Linked DNA regions of Homo sapiens: region 1 is linked to region 2. Evidence: chromatin contacts called from ENCODE Hi-C or POLR2A ChIA-PET data. All regions are on one chromosome and are shown on one strand. The core of a region is the stretch at or near the end of the contact, and the rest is flanking DNA. Distances in the headings are between cores, read along the strand shown. Region 1 overlaps KMT2C (lysine methyltransferase 2C). Region 2 holds the start of LINC01003 (long intergenic non-protein coding RNA 1003).

Region 1 (7,521 bases), core at 4,212-6,711, 150 kb after region 2:
ACCACTGCAGCACGGCATCACAGGCAGACGGTTAGGCCTCTGGATAACTGCGGGCGGGCCTGACTGATGTCAGGCCCTCCACAAGAGGTGGAGGAGTAGAGTCTTCTCTAAACTCTAAAAGAGTTTAGAGACTCCCTTTCCCGGTCTGCTAAGTAGTGGGTGTTTTTCCTTGACACTGACGCTACCGCTAGACCACGGTCCACTTGGCAACAGGTGTCTTCCCAGACGCTGGGACCAAGGACTCCTCTGGTGGCCCTGTCTGGGCATAACAGAAGGCTCGCACTCTTGTCTTCTGGTCACTTCTCACTATGTCCCCTCAGCTCCTATTGCTGTATGGCCTGGTTTTTCCTAGGTTATGATTGTAGAGTGAGGATTATTATAATATTGGAATAAAGAGTAATTGCTACAAACTAATGATTAATGATATTCATGTATAATCATATCTATGATCTATATAACTATTCTTATTTTATATATTTTGTTATACTGGAACAGCTCGTGCCCTTGGTCTCTTGCCTCGGCACCTGGGTGGCTTGCTGCCCACAGAAATTCATTTATGTTTCGTATATACCTTATACACATAGCCTGAAGGTAATTTTATAGAATATTTAAGTAATTTTATGCTTGAAACAAAGTTTATATTAAGTACTTAGGTGTGAAATTTTCTACTTGTGATATCATGTTGGTGCTTAAAAAGTTTTGAATTTCGGAGCATTTCAGATTTTGGATTTTCAGATTGGAGATGCTTAACCATCTCTTTCAGATTCGAGATTCATTTTGAGACCAGATTCATGTTGGTCTGAGTATATGGTTATGATCGATATCTATTATACTATTCATCATTTTGTTAGTGTGTAACATCTTTTTCATCTCTAATGTCATGTTTTCTTTTTGACATAACTTTCATTTTGTCTGATAAAATTATTGCCACTCAAACTTCCTTTTGGTTTATGTTTGCCTGGTATCTTTTTACCTCTTTTCCCATCAACATTTTTGTCCTTGTTTTATATGTCATTTGTGTTTATACTTCCAACATTTTTTGCACCTATTTTTTTTTTTTTTTTTTTTTTGAGATGGAGTCTTGCTCTGTTGCCCAGGTTGGAGGGCAGTGGTGCGATCTCGGCTCACTGCAACCTCTACCTCCCTGGTTCAAACAATTCCCCTGCCTCAGCCTCCCGAGTAGCTGGGATTACAGGCGCACACCATCAATGCCTGGCTAATTTTTTTGTATTTTTAGTAGAGATGGGGAGGGGGTGGGTGGGTGGTGTGTGCTTCACCATGTTGGCCAGAGTGATTTCGAACTGACCTCAGGTGATCTGCCCAACTAGGCCTCCCAAAGTGCTGGGATTACAGGTGTGTGCCACCACACCCAGCTGCACCCAATTGTTAGATCTAATTTTAATCTAATCTCAAAAATGGTCTTTTAATTGGTGATTTTTGCCTTTTAATTGGTGGTTTTGGTTTACATTATTGTAATGGCTAGTAAGATTTCGTATGCTATTTTAGAAAATGTTTTTTAGTCACTGTATATATGTTTTTTCTTTCTTTTATTTGTTTTTGAGGTGGAGTCTTGCTCTGTCGCCTAGGCTGGAGTGCAGTGGCACGATCTCAGTTCATTGCAACCTCCGCCTCCTGGGTTTAAGTGATTCTCCTGCCTCAGCCTCCCGAGTAGCTTGGATTACGGGCGCCTGCCACCATGCCTGGCTAATTTTTGTATTTTTAGTAGAGACGGGGTTTCACCATGTTGGCTGGGCTGGTCTCGAACTCCAGACCTGTGATCTGCCCGTCTCGGCCTCCCAAAGTGCTGGGATTACAGGTGTGAGCCACCATGCCCATCCTCTTTTTCTTTTTAAAATACAGGCAGGGTCTCACTATGTTGCCCAGGCTGGTCTCAAAATCCTGGGGTTAAGCAATCCTCCTGCCTTGACCTCCCAAAGCACTGGGGTTGCAGTGTGAGCCACTGTTCCTGGCTGAGTTGCTGTAGTGCGTGACATCTAATGAGGTACATGAAGAGGAGCCTTTGTGTGGGTTAGAATTCCCCTGTCTTTGGTCACAGGTGTTAACATAGTCTCACTGTGTTTCACACTTGGCTTCTAGCAATTTCTTAAAAATTTTTACTGAGTTCTTATCACCCTGCTGGTATGATATCAGTGGCCTCTTCCTCAGAGGTGCTATTGTCACATTTCTTTATGGAAGTGTCTTTCATTTGGTGGTGAGTTGGTTGCCTTGTGATTTCTGCCCTCTGATGGGTTTCAGAAAAGTGAATTTGCAGATTCTCTGGTTGGGTTATGTTGTGTGGTTGGGCACAATGTTGTTTGCAGCTTTCTACAGCCAGACCAAAAGCTAGAAATTTCCCTTGACCTCGTATTAAAAAAAAGTCAACAATAAATTACTCTGAGGTGTTTGACCTCCCTTACTTCATACAACCTTTTCTAATTCTTTAATAATTTAAGTACTTCTCTAAAAGTATTTTCATTTTTGATCTGTTGTCTGGCAAAATTTCTGAGGTCTTCTAAGCCAGAGAGTAATTTTATTATACCTTCACATTTAAGCGATAGTTTTGAATATAAAATTGAATGCTAAGGTATTTTTCTGCAATAGCTTTAAAATATTGCTCCATTTTCTAATCAGTGCTGTTACAATCAATGTTGATAAGACTAATGTCAATCTGATTGTTGCTTCTCATGGGTAGTGTTTCTAGGGGAAGAAACAAACCAGAAATGGGATATGGTGAAATAAATGTAAGCTTAATAGCTCAGAGAACATTACAAATAAGGGGATAGTAAGATACTGGCAAAGCATAAGGTGGTGGTCTCTTTTTGGAAAGAAGAAATTTTCTTTTTCAACTTGACTTGATTTTTTTTTTTGAAATTACACTACATTTAATTTGTGTATGTCTCGGTACCAGCAGACAACATAGTTTCTCATGAACTTGAAATAGGTAATTTATTACAAAAACAAAGCTAATTTTGATAAAAGTAATTAGTTGAGAGTCCAATATGATTTAAACCTAAGTTTTAAAAAGTCACCTCAAAAGGCTATAGGTTAGTTCTATCACCTGGTAATGCAAGATATGTAAGATCATGGGGTAAATACTGTAGAGGTAACTTTAATGCCCAAGAAGGAGGATTTGGGTATAGCAGCAGTAAATATCTTGTGAAGTGTAAATATAATCAAGAGGAAGCAGTCCTTTTAATTTCATTCTTTCTAAGATCTCTTAGTAAGTGTATATTCTATATATGTATATTGATTGTTGTCTCTTAATTTTTTAATGTTTTCTCCTTTTTTATTAATAGACTTAGAGCATTTTTAGGTTTACACAAAAATTGAGCTCATTCTCCCACCTCTACCCCCAGCAGTTTCCCTCATGATTAGTATTGTGTGCTGTGTTACAGTTGGTAAACCAATATGGATACATTATTTTTAACTACAGTCCATAGTTTACATTAGGGCTCAGTATCTACCATTATAGTATCATATAAAATGGTTTCACTGGCCTAAAAAATCCCCTTTGCTCCTAATCATCCCTTTCCTTCTTCCAGTTCAGCTCTTCTGCTTCCCTAAAAATCTACTACCACTCAACCCAGGAACTATTTAAGTTTATATTTTTATATCTCCCCGTGTGTATGCATGTGTGTGGTATATATATATCATGCATAATGAACGTTCTATCAAGTGGTTAAATAAAACTGTCACCATATGTTTTACAGAACTGTCATACAGTTGGGTGGCTACTAAACTCTACCTTCTTTCCCATTTTTAACTTGCATTTTTTTTGTTTCCTGAGACAGAGTCTTGCTCTGTCACCCAGGCTGGAGTGCAGTGGTTCAATCTCAGCTTACTACAACCTCTACCTCCCGGATACAAGCGAGGTGCCTCAGCCACCCGAGTAGCTGGGATTACAGGGGTGTGCCACCACACCCAGCTAATTTTTGTATTTTTAGTAGAGATGGGGTTTCACCACGTTGGACAGGCTGGTCTCGAACTTCCACCTCCCAGAGTACTGGGATTACAGGCATGAGCCACCGTGCTTGGCCCCCACCTTTAGCTTTCTTACTTGGATTTTTTTCTAGTCAAATATAAAAGAAAATAACTTTTCTAACTGCTAACTAGAATTTTTTGGATTTGATATGTGTACTACTTTTTAAAATGCTATGGAAAAGTAGAATTCCAAATGTATAATTATTAAACTTAATTGTTCTTATGGGTAATCACTGAATAGACTGTAGAAAATAGATTGAAAAGCTTAGCTTGTGCTTTAGACATAATTTAAAAGCACAAGTATCTATAGTTATCGCTTAAAGCAGTTGAATAAAGCTACTTTTCTCCTTCTCTGACTTACATTTCATTTTTACTAGTGAACAGCTCTGCGCTTTTTGTTACTGTGGGGAAAAAAGTTCCTTAGGACAAGGAGACTTAAAACAATTCAGAATAACGCCTGGATTTATCTTGCCATGGAGAAACCAACCTTCTAACAAGAAGGACATTGATGACAACAGCAATGGAACCTATGAGAAAATGCAAAACTCAGCACCACGAAAACAAAGAGGACAGAGAAAGTAAGCAGTTTCGACTTTAAATGTTGGAATAGATTAAGACTGCATATAATTTATTTCCATTATAATGTTTATAAATTTTCAAATGGGATTGTTCTTGTTGAACAGTTTCTCCTGTTCTCCACATTTATGGGATACTCTGACTCACCATTAACCCAATTAATCCAACAAACTATCCTTTTCACAAATTTTTCTTGTTATTTTTTAAAAAGTTTATATTAATTGTATATGAAAGCGGTGTGATCACAAAACTAAACTTTTGGAAGAAAACTTCAAAGAACATAACACAAGCTGAGAGGGAGGGAGTTCATGGAATTTATAAATGGAAATAATGTAATAATAAAACAGATCAATAAAGTCCTTCTTTTGTTTCTCTAAATAAGCTTTTAATTTTAAGAATATAACATAATACAATAGCAAATCCAGAATTGGTTTTCACTACTCATGTCTTTTGTGTCATTCATTCATCAATCCATTCAGTCATTTATTTAATTTATATATAAGTTTGTGTGCTTCAGAAAATGTTGCACTGTCCTATACATTCTTCCCTCCCTCCCTCCCCTGCCTTCCCTCCCAGAAGATGCTTTTTTCTTTTTTAAGGAATTTTTTTTTTGTAATGATGTGTGTATGTCTGTATTCACGGGCACATTGTAATTACCTAAAGGTCTTGTCTGATATAGTTTAAAATATTTTGTACAGTTGTGTTTAAAGACCATATTAATATGGAGACTTGGCTGTGCTGGTTAAGGGAGTAGAAGTTTCTGTAGTTGATGAGAATGTGTAAAAATTAATTTAGCTTGCAAAGCTAACACTGCCTCTTGAGGGTTATGATGTAATCACTCAAGTGCTTATCTGGCTTATATCCAAATTTAAGTACTAAATCATTGTTGTGTTGTACTTATTTGATTGGCTCATTGTTTTGAACTGCTGCCAATGCCTTGAAGACCTGAAGTAGGAAATGAAACAATAAAAAGAGGGAGAATCTTTTAAAAGAATTTAAGGTGGAACAGTTTAAGGAAACTTAGAAGTACTATATTTGGAGAGTTGTGATGTTTTGGAGGCTATAGCTTTTTCTTTAGTTGTCAGTTGAGTACACACATCTTAATAAAATAATCAAAAGGCCAGCAAACTTAAAATGTCTATTAGCAAATTTAATGGAGTGAATCAGGCTGTATCTTATATCCTCATGTTCTGCCTTAAATAATGGCAATTATATAAAATCCTCTCCTGAGAAATGGAATTGGTTTCATTTCCTTGTTTTAAAAGTGAAATTAATTTTTAGTGAAAATTCTTATGAGCTCAGATAATTATATAAAAATAGCCTTTGTTAAACGAAAGTCTTTATATATACTTAGTGCTTACCAACTTAATAAGTAATGATAATATGGCAGTTAATGAAGTACACTTAAAAATTTGGCATCATTGAAGGGTAGGCAATTAATTTAGCTTGGTAATGATTTCAAATATTTACAAAATGTATGTTGCTAATGAAGTTTAAATAGCTAGTTAATTTAAAAAACAATTTTACAAAGGTTTTGAAAATGTCTTTGCTCATTTTCACTAAATAAAAAAATCAAGAATTTTTTTCCTTTTTTTGTTTTATAACTAAGAATTTTGTGGGTATGCATTTCAGCTGATTCCTCTTGATATCTCTTTCTAAGCTGGGCTGCTGTCATCCTTAGTGTTGACATTGATATCTTACTGATATGGTATATACATACAAACCAGTCTCAAAACTTGAAGGTTGAATTTGATTAAGCTGCTGGTTAGGACCTGATTAGTAATAAATTAGTCATTCTCTTGGTTTTTTTACACCCCTTTCCCTCATCAAATACTAGTGCAAAACAGTATGCTAAAACAACATTTAGTAGTTATAGATGAACTGTTGGTCTTTTTTTTTTCTCCCAATAAAATAACAATGATTTGTAATGGAGCATATATTTGTAGGAATAGAGATTATACTTATAGGAAAGAATTTGTTCTCATTTTACTGTGGGCATTTATTAAAATGAGAATTTAAAGTTAGCATAGCATGCTATACCTTTTAAAAAAAGTCTATGCATTTCTAATGCTGAACATAAAAACATTACTGGTTATTTTTATATGGTTTGATATTTAAATGTACTTATTGAAATATGTTAATACTTTTTTTCTTTCAATGATTCCAGGTATAAAAATGTTTAGTACCCTGGTCATTGTGCTGATTTTCTCTTAATAGGAATCATGATAAATATCCAGCATACAGAAGTGCAGTGAGTTATGATCTATATTCAATAGTGATTTAATCCAGAATTATGATCAGGTTAAATACTATGATATTAGGAGAAGATTTAAGTTTTAGTGGTAGTCATCTGATTTCCCATATTTAATAATTAAGTACAATAGCCATTTTTATTTATTTAATGGTCTTAAATAATACCTAAAGTGTTAGACCTTGAAAGCCTGAAATCTCCCATATGTTGTTTACTTTATTCAATGTTCTTTTTTTAGACTATAGTTTTTGCTGTTATACTATCTTCCTTATTCTACATGCCTTTGGTAGCTATTTTGCTTTTGCTTTTTACTTCCAATTTGTGACATACAGTCTTGATTGAGAGTACTTGCAACGTCATGCCACAGACCAGCTGTTGAGATTTGTTGACGGGACCATAAGAAAGCTACAGCTGATACATTCCATTCCTCCTGCCTCTGTTTTCACACTCTGTAGTGGGTTTTCATTTTCCCTGGAAAATATCCTTTCTTTACACAGTTAACTGCCACCTCTGTTGTGGCAGTCCTCAGTCAAGATACAGCAGACTAAACATTTCTGATTTGATCAAGTTTTGTTTTGTAAGCGTTTAAGTAAAGCCAAAGGAAATACTCAGTTTATGTGTTAAATACAATTCCTGACTAGGATATGAGAGTTGGTTTTAAAAACATTATATTATGGAATGGAAAAACAAATTTACAATTTAATACTTCCCTG
Region 2 (6,803 bases), core at 1-2,500:
ATGTCTGAAAATGAAGTATTTTTATCTGTTCCGAAACGCCATAATATTGCAAAGAAGCATTTCAAATTATTGTTGTGTGAAATGTTCAAATTTAGCATTCAAATTTAGCGTTTTCCCACATTTTACCCTTCAATTTACACAATTTGGAAGAAGAGTAGATGAGTTGGTCATTGTTACTTAAAACAATGCGTCACCTTGTTAGGGAAAGAAATTAACATAATGGTCAAGGAGTGATAATTAAACAGAACATGACATTTGCTGTCCATTCAATGTTAAAGTTCTAAGCAAATTAGCATGGAGAAAAGGGATGGGTAGAAATAATAACAGAGCACTAGTTGATTAGTCCGCCTCCACATCCACGCTGCAGGCGTTGGACAGATCCGGCTTTACTGAGTCCACCATGCAGGGAAATGGACGCGCGGGCTAAGCGGAATCCCAGGGGCGCGATCGCACCGGCTGGCGTTCCAGCAAACCCTGCATCCCAGGCCCTGGATTCAGGCTGCCTTCTGAGTCTTTGACTTATTTTCCTTTGCCTGGAAACAGAACGCCGCGGTCCGTACCGGAGAGGGAGAAAGTGCAGGACGACCCGCCGGGAAGACCCGAGCGCGTGCGCCTTCCCCGCGGCTCCACGGGCACAAAACGGTGGCTCCGGAGCTCCTAGACCCAGGCAGCCCCAGCTGCGCGCGCGCCTCCCCCCGAGCGCGGCCGGGCTCCCGCGGGAAACAAGCGACCGCGGCACGCGTGGGCGCGGCGGGTGGGTGCCGGCGCCAGGTTCCTCCCGGCTCCCCACTGCGGATCCTCGCGGCTCCTCCCGGCTCCGCCCAGCGGCTCACCCCGCGGACGGGGATCCCTCCGCCCACCGCCGGCCCTTCCGCGCCAAGTAGTGCGACCCCGGCCCCCGCAGCTTCCGCCAACCCAGGCTCGCGAGGACGAGTCCACGGTCGCGGGCGAGAAGGAGCGACGCAGAGACGGCCGGGGGCGCGGGGCAGTCCCGAGGTTTTCCCCGCGAGGCCGCGGGGGGTCTCCCAGTGGCCAGGGAGAGAGCGCGCCCAGGTCCGCGGAACCACGGCTCCTGCCGCGGCGAGCGGGCCGGGAGTCTACGGTCGGGGCAGAGCCGCCCGGGAAGCCGCGCGAGGACGGCGGCCGGCGGCCGGCGGCGGAGGCAGGTGTCCCGAGGCCTGCCCCACCCCCACTACCGCGGGCAGGAAGAGGAAGGAGCCGCGGCCGTGCCTGGCGGGCGGGGGTGCCCGACCCGCGGAGCGCGTGACCTAGTTCGTCCCAAAGTGGATTTGACAGGTTGTCAGCTCCACTCCCCGCCCCCACCGCCTTCCGGGTCTCCCTCCTCTCGGGGGGAGGCCCACCGCCCGCGGTCCTCGGCTCGGCCTCCCATTGGCTCTCTCGCCGCCTGGCGCCCCGCCCTCTCGGTATCACCCTTCCATTGGCTTGGGACCCCGCCCCTGCCCCTAACTCACCCTCCCACTGGCTTCGTGCCGCCTGGCACCCCGCCTCAGCCCAGAGGACCCGGCCCGCCCTCCCATTGGCCTCGCACCGCCTAATTCCCCGCCCTCGCCCCGGCCCGCCCTCCCATTGGCGTCGTTTCGCCTAGTGCCCCGCCCTCGCCCCGGCCCGCCCTCCCATTGGCCTCGAGCCGCCTGGCGCCCCGCCCCTTCCGCGGGCCCCGCTCCCAGCGCAGCCCGGCTCTCTGCTTGTCTGCGGGTTCCTGCGGGCGTTCCTCAGTGTCTGCCTTCTTCCTTCCCTCTTGAGTGTTGCTCCTCTTCCTCTCCTTTTTTCCATGTCTCTCCTTTTTCTGATCTCCTCCCGTTTCGGCAGCCCGAGCGCTCTTGCCCGGTTGCACCCCGCAGCCTGAGCTGGGCTCCCGGTGCCGGCTGCCTGAGCTCCAGGACCTGCCCTGGGGCCCCCTACAACCTTCCCGCCGCTCCCGGAACCTGACCCCTCTGTGCTTCACTTCTCGGTTTTCTTCCCTGAAATAAGCAGCAGCGAATCCCTTCTCCAGGTTTTCTCATGTGTTCAGTCTGCAAGGCTTCTCCCTTTCTCCACCCTGCGCCTCGGTTTCTCCCCCGCTTCCCCGCCCTCCCTAAACTCAGCCAAGTGGAACAGATCTCCCAGCAAAACAAGGCAGAGGGCGAGGATAAAAATGATAAATGTCAATATCAACATTTTTATTGCTTTAGGTTTTTAAAACAGAAAATTAGCAGGAACGCCCAGATCGACCCAGACCTAGGATCAAGATGGAGTTTCTTAAAGTACCAAGTGAGACTGCAGTGACAAAGTCGATTATCCCAGCAATATAATCAGCTTTGCCTGGGGAATTTACTTTTACTTTGTTTTTATTTGTTTGTTTGCTTTGAGATGGAGTCTCGCTCTGTCGCCCAGGCTAGAGTGCAGTGGCGCGATCTCAGCTCACTGCAACCTCCGTCTCCTGGGTTCAAGCAATTCTCCTGCCTCAGCCTCCCAAATAGCTGGGAGTACAGGCGCCCACCACCATGCCCAGCTAATTTTTGCATTTTTAGTAGAGACGGGGTTTCTCCATGTTGGTCAGGCTGGTCTCGAATTCCTGACCTCAGGTGATCCGCCCGCTTCGACCTCCCAAAGTGCTGGGATTACAGGCGTGAGCCACTGCGCCCGGCCTACTTTTAGTTTATGCAGTATTCTGGCGATTTAAAGTTTGTATTTTTTTTTTAATTTTCTGAGCTCGTTTTGTAAATGGCTGCTCTTGAACGTAAGGATAAATTGACTGATGAGGCTGAGGTTTGGAGCCAATCCCCGCACAAGGCATTTGGCATCAAACACGAGAAACCCTTGGCTATTCAAATGAGGAAACTCAAGTAACTTTCCCAGGGTCACTAAAGTCGGAGACCTCAAACGTGGACCCAGGTCAGGCTCCAGAGGTCCACCAGGACGACCCATCATGGCTCATGAATGTATCCGTAAAAATGGCAGAACTGCTCTTTCCAGCTGCCTTCCTACCTATCATGGGGGTCCTAACCGAGCTCCCCATCATGACATTCAAGGCCTACCTTATAGGATCCCTGCCTTACAGGAGCAGTTTCAGTGCAGCAGGCACACTGACCACCTTTCTGCCAAGACCTTTTTGCCAGAGGGCCTTTGCACTTGAATTTCTTTAGACTTTTCGCCTGGCTTAGCTCGTCTGTCACCTTGGGGAGGCATTTTTCTTTCTTTCTTTGTTTCTTTCTCCTTTTTTTTTTTTTGAAACGGAGTCTTGCCCTGTCGCCCAGGCTGGAGTGCAATGGTGCGATTTCAGCTCACTGCAACCTCCGCCTTCCAGGTTTAAGCGATTCTCCTGCCTCAGCCTCCTGAGTAGCTGTGATTACAGGCACGTGCCACCAACCCTGGCTAATTTTTGTATTTTTAGTAGAGATGGGGTTTCACGATGTTGGCCAGGCTGGTCTCAAACTCCTTCACCTCAGCTTACAGGTGTGAACCACTGGGCCCAGCCTCTCCTCTCTTCCCTGCTCCCCTCCCCTCCCCTTCCCTCTTCTCTCTCTTTTCTTTATTTTTCTTTCTTTCTTCCTTTCTTCCTTCGTTTCTTCGTTTCTTCCTCCTTTCCTTTCCTTTTCCTTTTTTTGAGATGGAGTCTCACTCTGTCGCCCATGCTTGGCTCACTGCAACCTCTGCCTCCCAGGTTCAAGTGATTCTCCTGCCTCAGCCTCCCTAGTAGCTGGGATTACAGGTGCCTGCCACCACACCCAGCTAATTTTTGTATTTTTAGTAGAGACAGGGTTTCGCCATGTTGGTCAGGCTGGTCTCGAACTCCTGACCTCAAGTGATCTGCCCACCTCAGCCTCCCAAAGTGTTGGGATTACAGGCATGAGCCACTGCACCTGGCCTCTTTTTCTTTTTTCTTTCTTTCTCTTTCTTTCTCTTTCTTTCTTTTTTTTTTTTTTTTTTTTTTTTTTTTTTGAGACAGGGTCTCTCTCTGTTGCCAAGGCTCCAAGGCTGGAGTGCAGTGGTGCAATCTCGGCTCACTACAGCTTTGACCTCCTGGGCTCAAGTGATCCTCCCACCTCAGCCTCCCAAGTAGTGGGGACTACAGGTATGCACCACCACACCTGGCTAATTTTTTTAATTTTAATTTAATTTAATTAATTTATTTATTTTGAGACAGAGTCTTGCTCTTTCACCCAGGCTGGGGTGCAGTGGCATGATCTCGGCTCACTGCAACCTCCACCTCCTGGGTTCAAGTGATTCTCCTGTTTCAGCCTCCCAAGTAGCTGGGATTACAAACACCCACCATGGTGCCCAGTTAATTTTTGTATTTTTAGTAGAGACGGGGTTTCACCATGTTGGCCAGTCTGGTCTTGAACTCCTGAGCTCTACCTGCTTTGGCCTCCCAAAGTGCTGGGATTACAGGCATGAGCCATGGCACCCAGCCAATTTTTTTTGTCTTTTTTTTTTTTTTTGTGGAGTCTGGGTTTCACATGGTGAAACCCCAGGCTGGTCTCAAACTCCTGGGCTCAAGTGATCCACCCACCTCGGCCTCCCAAAGTGCTAGGATTCCAGGCTTGCACCCCCTCGCCTGGCCTGGGGGAGGCATTTCTGACATTGTACCTAAAGTACCTTTCCCCGCTCCCTATCATATCACCGTGTTTTCCTCAGAGCTCTTGGCACAGTCTGAAATCATTGTTTACTTACTTATTATGGTCTGTTCTCCTTCATCTCCCTTCCACCATTAAGATGTGAGCTGCTGGACACAGGGGCCTTTTCGGTGTTTTTTCTGAACTGTATCTTCAGGGCACAAGGTGAGTGCTCAACAAATCGTTGATGAACAAATGAACAGGTACATTTGCTGTGACCAAATGGACTAACCAAACTGTCCTTCCCTTTGGATTCTGCCACAATTGTATAGACATACCTATAAGTAAGAAAGTTGGGAGAATAGCTATTTTGTTTTTAAATATTTTGTGTTTCTTTGATTCGTGTACTTTATTTCCTGCAATTTTTGAAAACAAATTAGCAACTTTAATTTGTAACAAAAGGATTAAATAAATATCCTCCCCCCCTTTTTTTTTAATCCTGCTATTTCGTGACAAGGAGAGTGGGAAGGCCATTGTCCCAAGGCCACTGTGTTGCCTACTTTTTTTCCAGCTGTTCACAGAATGTAGCCACTGGCCTTGCCCTCACCCTGGCCCCAGGTGGGCAGATAGTTGGCAGGCAGCCCCTTTCTCCAGAGCAGTCTCAGAGGCTCTCTGCTTGGCAGAGGTTTAGAGTGGGGGAAGGGAAGAACTACTGGTTCAGTGTGACCATCCCTGCGGCTCAGCTGCAGCCTCTGCAGTGGTTAAGTGTCATCCCCTCAGGGCAAAAAAGCAGAACATAAGAAGGCCTCTCTTAGCCTCCTCCTTCCTCCCCCTCAAACATACTTCTGGGTTCTGTTCATCAGCTAGATCACAGTCTGATCTTTATCCGGAACCTTTGCACGTGGGGCCCCTTCCACATGCTGAGGCCAAGAGAACCCTAGGTCAGTTGCTGGAGACTTGTAATTTAGTCCTAACTGGCCCCCAATAGGTAATGTATGCTGGGCAAGGTCTAATATCCTCTCTGGGTCTCAGTGACATCATCTGTCTTTGCCTATGTTGTTTATTCAGAGTTTTAAGGATACGGTATAGACGTCTCAGATTTTAGCTGCTAAAAACTATCAGTTCCAAACAAGAATCCTGAGGCTTCCCCTTAGGGCCACAGAGAGGCTGCCAGTAGCAGCAGAAGCCAGTGCTTCCTAATGTATGTTCAGCAGGAGAGAGTGTACTTCTGTTCCGGCATTCCAGTTCAGAGCCCCCAAGTCACCCAATGACTATGGCCAGAAGAATGGAAAGTGTCGATCAGAGTACATCCTTGGAGCAGGGGTGGTGTCGCCTTCTCCATTAAGTGTGTATGTAACTGAAATCTCAATACATTTACGCAGCGGGATGGAGGACAATGCTGAGTAGGTATTCAACAATGCTCTGGACTGGCGCGGTGGCTCACGCCTCTAATCCCAGCACTTTGGGAGGCTGAGGCGTGCAGATCACCTGAGGTCAGGAGTTGGAGACCAGCCTGACCAACGTGGTGAAACCCTGTCTCTACTAAAAATACAAAATTAGCCAGGCATGATGGACGCCTGTAATCCCAGCTATTTGGGAGGCTGAGACAGGAGAATCACTTGAACCTGGGAGGCGGAGGTTGCAGTGAGCCGAGATTGCGCCACTGCACTCCAGCCTGGGCAACAAGAGTGAAACTCCATCTCAATAAATAAATAAATAAATACATAAATAAATAAATAAATAAATAACAATGCCTCGTGAGTAACTGGCACAGTGCAGGACATATCGCATAGCTGATGTTAGCCATTGCTATTGGCAGCAAAGATAACACGTTGTGGGAGAATCAGCCTGGCACCAAGTCATTCTCTCAGGTCCCTAATCTGCCACTAACTACTGTCTTAGTGATGTCAGACAAATTATGGAAATTATACAATTTTAGAAGTGGAAGAGTTCTTAGAGGTCACAGGGCTCAATCCTTCATTGGACAGACTTGGAAACTGATACCCAGAGACAACAGTCTGAGTCTCAGTTTCTTCCTTTGTGAAGTGAGGCTAATAATACTGGTCATGTCTACCCTTGATGTTATGATGAGGATCAAATGAGGTACTGTTTATGTATAAGGCTTGGAAATGCTATTCTTTTTTTTTTTTTTTTTTTTTTTGAGACAGAGTCTCGCTCTTGCTGCCCAGGCTGGAGTACAGTGGTGCGATCTCGGCTCACTGCAATCTCCACCTCCCAGGTTCAAGC

What was found. Hi-C counts contacts between places; a loop is a spot of excess contacts on that map. ChIA-PET counts read pairs that join two places held with the same protein, here RNA polymerase II (POLR2A). Pooled maps may share reads with other maps.
Region 1: a map of ascending aorta shows a loop between it and region 2 (9-fold over the local background). The contact joins the enhancer-like site here to the promoter of LINC01003 in region 2. A Hi-C loop is called at or near these places in 1 of 168 maps with a recorded cell type or tissue (ascending aorta) and 9 of 50 pooled maps. POLR2A ChIA-PET finds 5 or more read pairs at or near these places in 7 of 52 experiments (GM12878, MCF 10A, OCI-LY7 and 4 more).

Annotation. Positions count from the first base shown.
Region 1 is chr7:152,312,176-152,319,696 of GRCh38, reverse strand. It overlaps KMT2C (lysine methyltransferase 2C), which reads left to right. Exons shown (of 59, transcript NM_170606.3): 4 at 4,359-4,559. Among named protein-coding and RNA genes, the nearest start is that of KMT2C, 120 kb to the left of the region's middle. Within about 2 kb of position 5,461, at least 6 of the 41 ENCODE cell types and tissues checked have a DNase peak (open chromatin) inside an H3K27ac peak, as active enhancers do; they include PC-9, where a contact is called at or near this core.
Region 2 is chr7:152,458,571-152,465,373 of GRCh38, reverse strand. It overlaps LINC01003 (long intergenic non-protein coding RNA 1003), which reads right to left and starts at 1,250. Exons shown (of 1, transcript NR_027387.1): 1 at 1-1,250. RefSeq lists enhancers at 325-824, 825-1,326 and a silencer at 599-1,618.